2 separate regions of the Homo sapiens genome follow, and region 2 is linked to region 1. Evidence: chromatin loops called from intact Hi-C (ENCODE). Cell type or tissue: A673. All regions are shown on one strand. Each heading gives the region's core, and the rest is flanking DNA. Links, peaks and the distances in the headings are about the cores only.

Region 1 (2,906 bases), core at 286-2,785:
CATTTTTCTGTGTGTAGCTCTCTGTGTCAAGATTTCTCTGGCACTTTTTCCTGCTTTGATTAATATAAGATGCATTTTAGAAGATTTAAAATGTGCAGTGAATGGATTTTATATCTTAAAATTATGTTGCGGTGGAGTGCCAGGAATAAAACAGCTGGGAACCAAAAGCCCGTGAAAGTTGAATGAATGCATCTTGTTTCTTGGTTGCTGCAAAGGTGGTACTAAGCCAATAGATGGTGCCGTGATATCAGGAAATGAGAAAATACTTACTTCTAAAATTCATATTGTTACAGGAAATGTAATATAGTCAGCCCTTGCCAGTTCTTAATTTATTCTAATTAGATTGGATTTTGTTCTTGATTCTGTGTAAAAAAATATTAAACACCTTTTATAGACAAAATGGTGAGGTATTGAATTAATGTATGGGTGCTCTTCCTCCTTTTTTCCCTGCTCTGACATTTTACCACAAAGTCTCCTGATTTGAATTGTCCTCAGCCTACAACCAAGTAAAAGCCCTTGCCAGAGCACTTTTCAGAACAGTTAAAGGAAATGCTCAGTTTAAAGTTCTTTGCTTTAAACCCCACTGAGAGAGAGTGAGGTTAACCAGCTCATCTTTATCTGCTCTTGTTTCAGAATTGGACCAGAGTCGCCCCTGCTAAAGGAAAGTGCCTTTATATGCTTATGACCTAGTGCTTGATGCCTTTTACTTCCTCATTGGTCAGACTACGTGGAAAGTCATCTTAGCCATCAGAAGGCTTTTCACTGTGTAGTTCACAGAATGAGGGATTTGCTGTTAACCAGATCTGAGTTCATGTACCCATGCTGCCATTCCTGGCTGCATGACTTTGGGTAGCCTCCTTCCTTTCTGTGAACTTTAGCTTCTTCCATCCATACAATGAAAATAATACTGTCTAGTCCATCAATTAAAGTGGAATGCCCTGAAGTTTGGGAAGTTATTTTGAAATATGGACCTGAGTAAAGGGGACCTTTAAGAGACTTGCCAGCTCCCACTGCCCTGCGTTCCTGCGGCAGCAGGGCAGGGTGTATGCCTTGCACTCAGCTTCGGTTTCCCGGTGTGGCCTCGTGGTGCAGGGGACTGATTAAGATAGGTGCATTTTAGGGTCATTTTCGTCCTCCATTTTGTCCTCTAAACAGGGGTAGGTGACACCTATGTTTTAAGGAAAAAATGTTCTCTCTCCATATCTTGTGACATTTCATTAAAATGCATTAATGAAATAAAACCTCTCACATTTTAGGCCCTGATGCCGTGATTGTTAGTCTTTTCTGAAGAATAAGTGTTTATAACCTGTCAGGTCAATGAGATGTTGCAGTTGCAATTATAAGAAAAATCCCTTTTCCCTTCAAGTGGTGTTTTAAATTATTAGGGTAAAATGTAACTCCTCTTTGACTATATTACATTTAGAAAAGGAACTCCGTTTTTTGAGGAATTAGCTTTTGAGTGAAATTGTTGGATGCCTTACAAATATTTTTAGCAAATTAAATGGAATACTTTTTTAAATTCATTGGGAATAAAAGGTAGACTTTGACATTGAGGTACATTTGCTGATGAAAAGGAAGCATTCTTCTCCCTCATGAGGGGTTTAAATGTAATACTCAGTGCTTACTCAGGAGTGAAAACATCAAATTAAACTGTTTATGCTGACAAAGGACAAATCTGGATTTCAGCAAGCGATGCAAGATTGTCTGATTGCTTGGCTTGCCTCGCCGGGAAGCTTTTGGCCAGGACTTATAATGAAATGCATGCATACAATTAAACCATTTAAAGCCTGCGTCTGTTTTACCGAGCAGTGAGAGGTGCTCCACTGCTCTCTAGTGGCTGGATATGGTCCCCTGGTGCCCGCCTTATTTTATATTCATCAATCAGCTCTGCACACATTGGCATTGTTGGCCTCCAGAGCAAGCACCAGTACTAGGAGATGAGGCCTTGGAGGCAGGAATGGAGTGAAAAATGATCCCAGTCTGTGGGTCTGTGGAAAGCACCAAATTTTACCCAGGATGAGTGGCCAGTTGACTAACAATGAGCAAGTGTGAGTAAGCGCTCTGTCAGGGAGAGCTGACACTGATGGATTAGAAAGTCCTGTGTGTGACTCTGTTATCGCCGCATACATCTTACACCTTGGCAGGCCATGGTGGCAAACAGGTCCTTGGCTGCTTAAAATGGACCGCTCTTTAGCAGAAGGAGCAGCTTTTTTTCCTGAGACGATCTGGTTAAATTGATTTGGGGAAAAGCAGTAGAAATCCATTTCCTGCTGCCTCTCATAACTTCATGACTTTGAGAAAGAAATTCTGAAGACCTCTATTTCCATGAAAGCTGCCAACCCTGGGACTTGCTGAGAGTGATTGTATAAAATAGCTGCCTGGAGGACCAGGAGCTTGTCGGAGAGGAATTTCATCAGCCAGCTTTTCTTGAACTTTTAGTGTCCCCAGCATTTTGCTTTACACGTGCCATCTTGTGTAACCCTCAGAGCCACCCTTTGAGGAAGGCACCTCCTGTCCCCTGCCCTCTTGTGCGGGGAAGGAACCTAGTTCAGTAGGGCTGCTGTGCCCCTCGGTTTCCGGTTGCATCATTCACGCTGTGCTTGATGCAGTTGCTTGTGCCTCCTGGAGCAACTTTGGCAGCTTTGCAGAGCTCGGAGTGATATGCCCAGCTAGGGAGCGCCAGAGCCGGGCCACCTCTTGTGCCTCTTGGTGTTCCCAGAGCCTGCTGCTCCTGCGTGGGCACCTGGGAATGGGTTGTTTGAAGAAAGAGTGGGAAGTTGCCCTTCTGAAGGGTGCATGAGCTTGAGAACCCATGCTTCAGAATAGGACCTAGGTTTAAAGCTTGGCTCCGCTTCTCATTGACTCTTGCCATGGGCAAACTATTTGGAACCAGTTGAGTCTCAATT
Region 2 (2,906 bases), core at 158-2,657, 50 kb after region 1:
TGGGTCTCAGTCCCAGCTGGGCACCTCAAGGCTGCTGCGAGGAGGCCCCCTATGAGGATCCTGGGACTGGCACTGAATGAGCCAATTCCTCTAGCTCCGTAATTGCAGCTGAGCTCCCACATAGATAAAAATCAGTCCTGCAGAGCGGGCAGCCCGCTGGGCACCTCCATGGGCATCTAGGTAACGAGAACAGAGCCCGGCCTTCCGATATCCCAAGCTCGGGCATTGTTGCTCCCAGCTCCCACCGGGGGCTCCCCACCGCCTGGCCTGCGAGTCATGATTCACTCCATGTTCGGGCCAGCACTCCTGATTCCAGCCTCTTCAAGACACTCCGCTGGGGCCCCACCCGAGGGCCAGGTGCGGGGCTTTGTGGTGGCTCCCACTAGCTGGGGTCAGCGCCAGCAACTCCGGTGGCCACAGGAGGTCCTCGGTAATAGCTGATGCCCAAGTGTGAGAGAGGGTATGGGGGACTCAATGGTGGGCCCCAAAGACATCCATCACCGAATTTTTGGGACTTGTAAATGACACTTTATAGGGCAAATGGGATTTTGCAGCTGTGATGAAATGTTGGCTCCTGAGATGGGGGCATTATCCAGGTGGGCCCCAACGTACCCACAAGAGCCCTCATGACAGGGAGCCCGAGAGAGAAGGGCACAGAAGAGGGGAAGACGCCAGGCTGACGCACACCAGAGGCTGTGGTGACACAAGGCGGGGACCGAGGACCGCGGGTGGCCTCTCCATTTTCCATGGAAAACATAAGGAAACAGATTCGCCCCCAGAACGTCCAGAAGGCACCTGCCCGCTGACACCTTGACTTAGCCCAGCGAGACTGATTTTGGACATCTGGCCTCCAGAATCCTCGAGATCTAAGAGAGTAAACTTATGTTGCTTGAAGCCATCGGCGTGGTGGCATCTGTCACTGCAGCCACAGGGATGAGCACAGGGGCTTTTGAGCCTTCCGGGCTGTGCTGGGGCTTGGGGAAGGGCAGGTTTTCTCCGGCTGTGTCTGTCACCAGGGCCCAGGTGACCTGGGTATGTGCCCTGTGCAGGATCCTCAGCTGTTGTCCAGAGAGGGCAGGGGGCTTTGTCACAGCTCTTCAGGCTGGTGCCCCTGGAAGACACCACAGGCTGTGGGGCGGGAGGCTCCGGGCGTGACTGCGGGAGGCCTCTTTCCAATTACATGGCCGTGGGCTCAGATGTGGCTCTCCTCCCTGTCTGCTGGGGAAACGCCTGCTTCACCTTCCCCTTTAGGGACTGCAGGAGTGGGGAGGGGGTCACTTGGCACAGAGCCCCTGCCCCGTTACCCTTGGATGGGCCGGCTATGGGTGGCCACAGCAGCCTGCTGCTGTGTGAGGCCGGGGCTGCTAGGGTTAGGTCAGCGCCTGATGTCCCTGAGGACGCTAATCCCCTCAGGGCTTGACTGCTGTGTTTCATTCACTTCCTACTGCTGACTGGTATCCACCCCTGGCTGTGATCTGTCCCCCCACACCACCCCTCGCTGCGATCGGTACCTCCCCAGCTGCGATCCATCCCCCGTACCACCCCCCGGCTGCGATCCGTCCCCTCACCGCCCCCCGGCTGTGGTCCAGCCCCCCCAGCTGCGAGCCGCACAGCCCCACTCACTCCAACAAATGAGTCAGCTCGGCGTAACCCGAGCCTCAATGCCAGGGAGTCACGAAGGCGGGACTGCCTTGTGAGATGCACATTTAGGTGCCCACAAATGAGGACTCGGAGGAGGACTGCCCGAGCCAGAATTCAGTGAGGCCTGGCACAGGATGGGCTGTGCCTGCCTCTGCAGAGCCGAGACAAAGACTGAGGCAGGGAACGGGGCTGGGAACCACAGGGCCGGTTCTCAAGTGGAGGGCCTGGCACAGGCAGAGGGAGCCAGCTGCTGGCCTCCCGGCCCCAGCCCCAGGGAAGTGGGCACAGCTCTGTCAGCCTGGCCAGCCTGTGTGTGTGTTCATATGCTGTGTGTGTGTTTATGTGTGGAGAGCCCATGGTTCATGGGAGACAGGAAGCAGCTTACAAAAACACAAAGCAGAATGGAAAAAGAAACGAAAAGCCATCTGACCCAGGGACAAGACACATGAGGAAAGGAGGACAAAGTGGAGCCTCCTCGGAGACTGAGGCTGGGCTGCACTTTGGCTTCCCGCTGGCCAAAGCAAAAAGGGAAATGTGGCAAGCTGCAGGAGCCTCGTGCCGGAGGCGGGCAGAAGTGCCCGTGCTTGGCCTGCAGCTGGTGGACAGGCCCGAGGGCCTTCTCTGACTCGGGCACCTCACCCCTAGGGCCTCATTCCTTCCTCACTATGACAAGGTGGGCTGGCCACTCATTCTACATATGGGACACCTGAGGCCCACCCGGGAGGGGCTGACTTGCCTGGATCCTTCCGTGGGTGGGCCCTGGAGCTGGGATTTGGATGAAAGTGAGTTGGTAAGTGAGCTGCCTACACACAGACACGTGCTCTAATTCAAAATTGTGCTCCCCGACCATCCACTATGCTGCGGGCATTAGCCTGGGCCTTGGGAGACCTAGAACGCCTGTCTCTTCCCCTCAGGATCTGACACCGGGTGAACGATGCCCACTTACAGGTGGGTTTGCATCCCCTCCTCAGACCTTAGGGCAAGTGGGGGCAGGGCGGTGACGCTGGAGCCCTGAGCCCAGGGACAGCCGGGTTAGCAGGTGACATGGGCGTGACTCTACTGCTAGCCTCAGCGACCTTGGTGGCCAGAGTGGCCACCTGCCTGGATTTAGAGGAGTCCTGGAGAGACTGGAACTCACGACTCCTCCTGGGGGACACACACCAGCAGCACAGTGGCTCTGCGCCACTCAACAACTCTCCACACCCGGGGCTTTCCCCACCTGGATTTAACGTCTTCTCCGCAAAATAACAGGCACGCACCCTCCC

The links. Hi-C counts contacts between places; a loop is a spot of excess contacts. Peaks named below come from ENCODE experiments on the same cell type or tissue, not always from the same donor. Only the 100,000 strongest peaks of a DNase experiment are listed, where the experiment ranks them.
Region 2: a loop joins it to region 1, with 5 times the contacts of the local background. A loop is called at or near these places in 4 of 110 quality-filtered maps.

What each region holds. Positions count from the first base shown.
Region 1 is chr9:124,392,121-124,395,026 of GRCh38, reverse strand. The region is part of intron 5 of PSMB7 (proteasome 20S subunit beta 7); the gene reads left to right. Among named protein-coding and RNA genes, the nearest start is that of PSMB7, 22 kb to the left of the region's middle. In A673, for the core only: a CTCF peak has its summit at 1,844 (motif pointing left); DNase peaks (open chromatin) are centred at 1,776 and 2,576; H3K27ac peaks cover 891 bases.
Region 2 is chr9:124,341,897-124,344,802 of GRCh38, reverse strand. All of the region lies in intron 8 of NEK6 (NIMA related kinase 6), which reads right to left. Among named protein-coding and RNA genes, the nearest start is that of PSMB7, 72 kb to the left of the region's middle. RefSeq lists enhancers at 634-1,506, 1,507-2,378. In A673, for the core only: no CTCF peak of the experiment used is centred there; a DNase peak (open chromatin) is centred at 1,622; H3K27ac peaks cover 1,803 bases.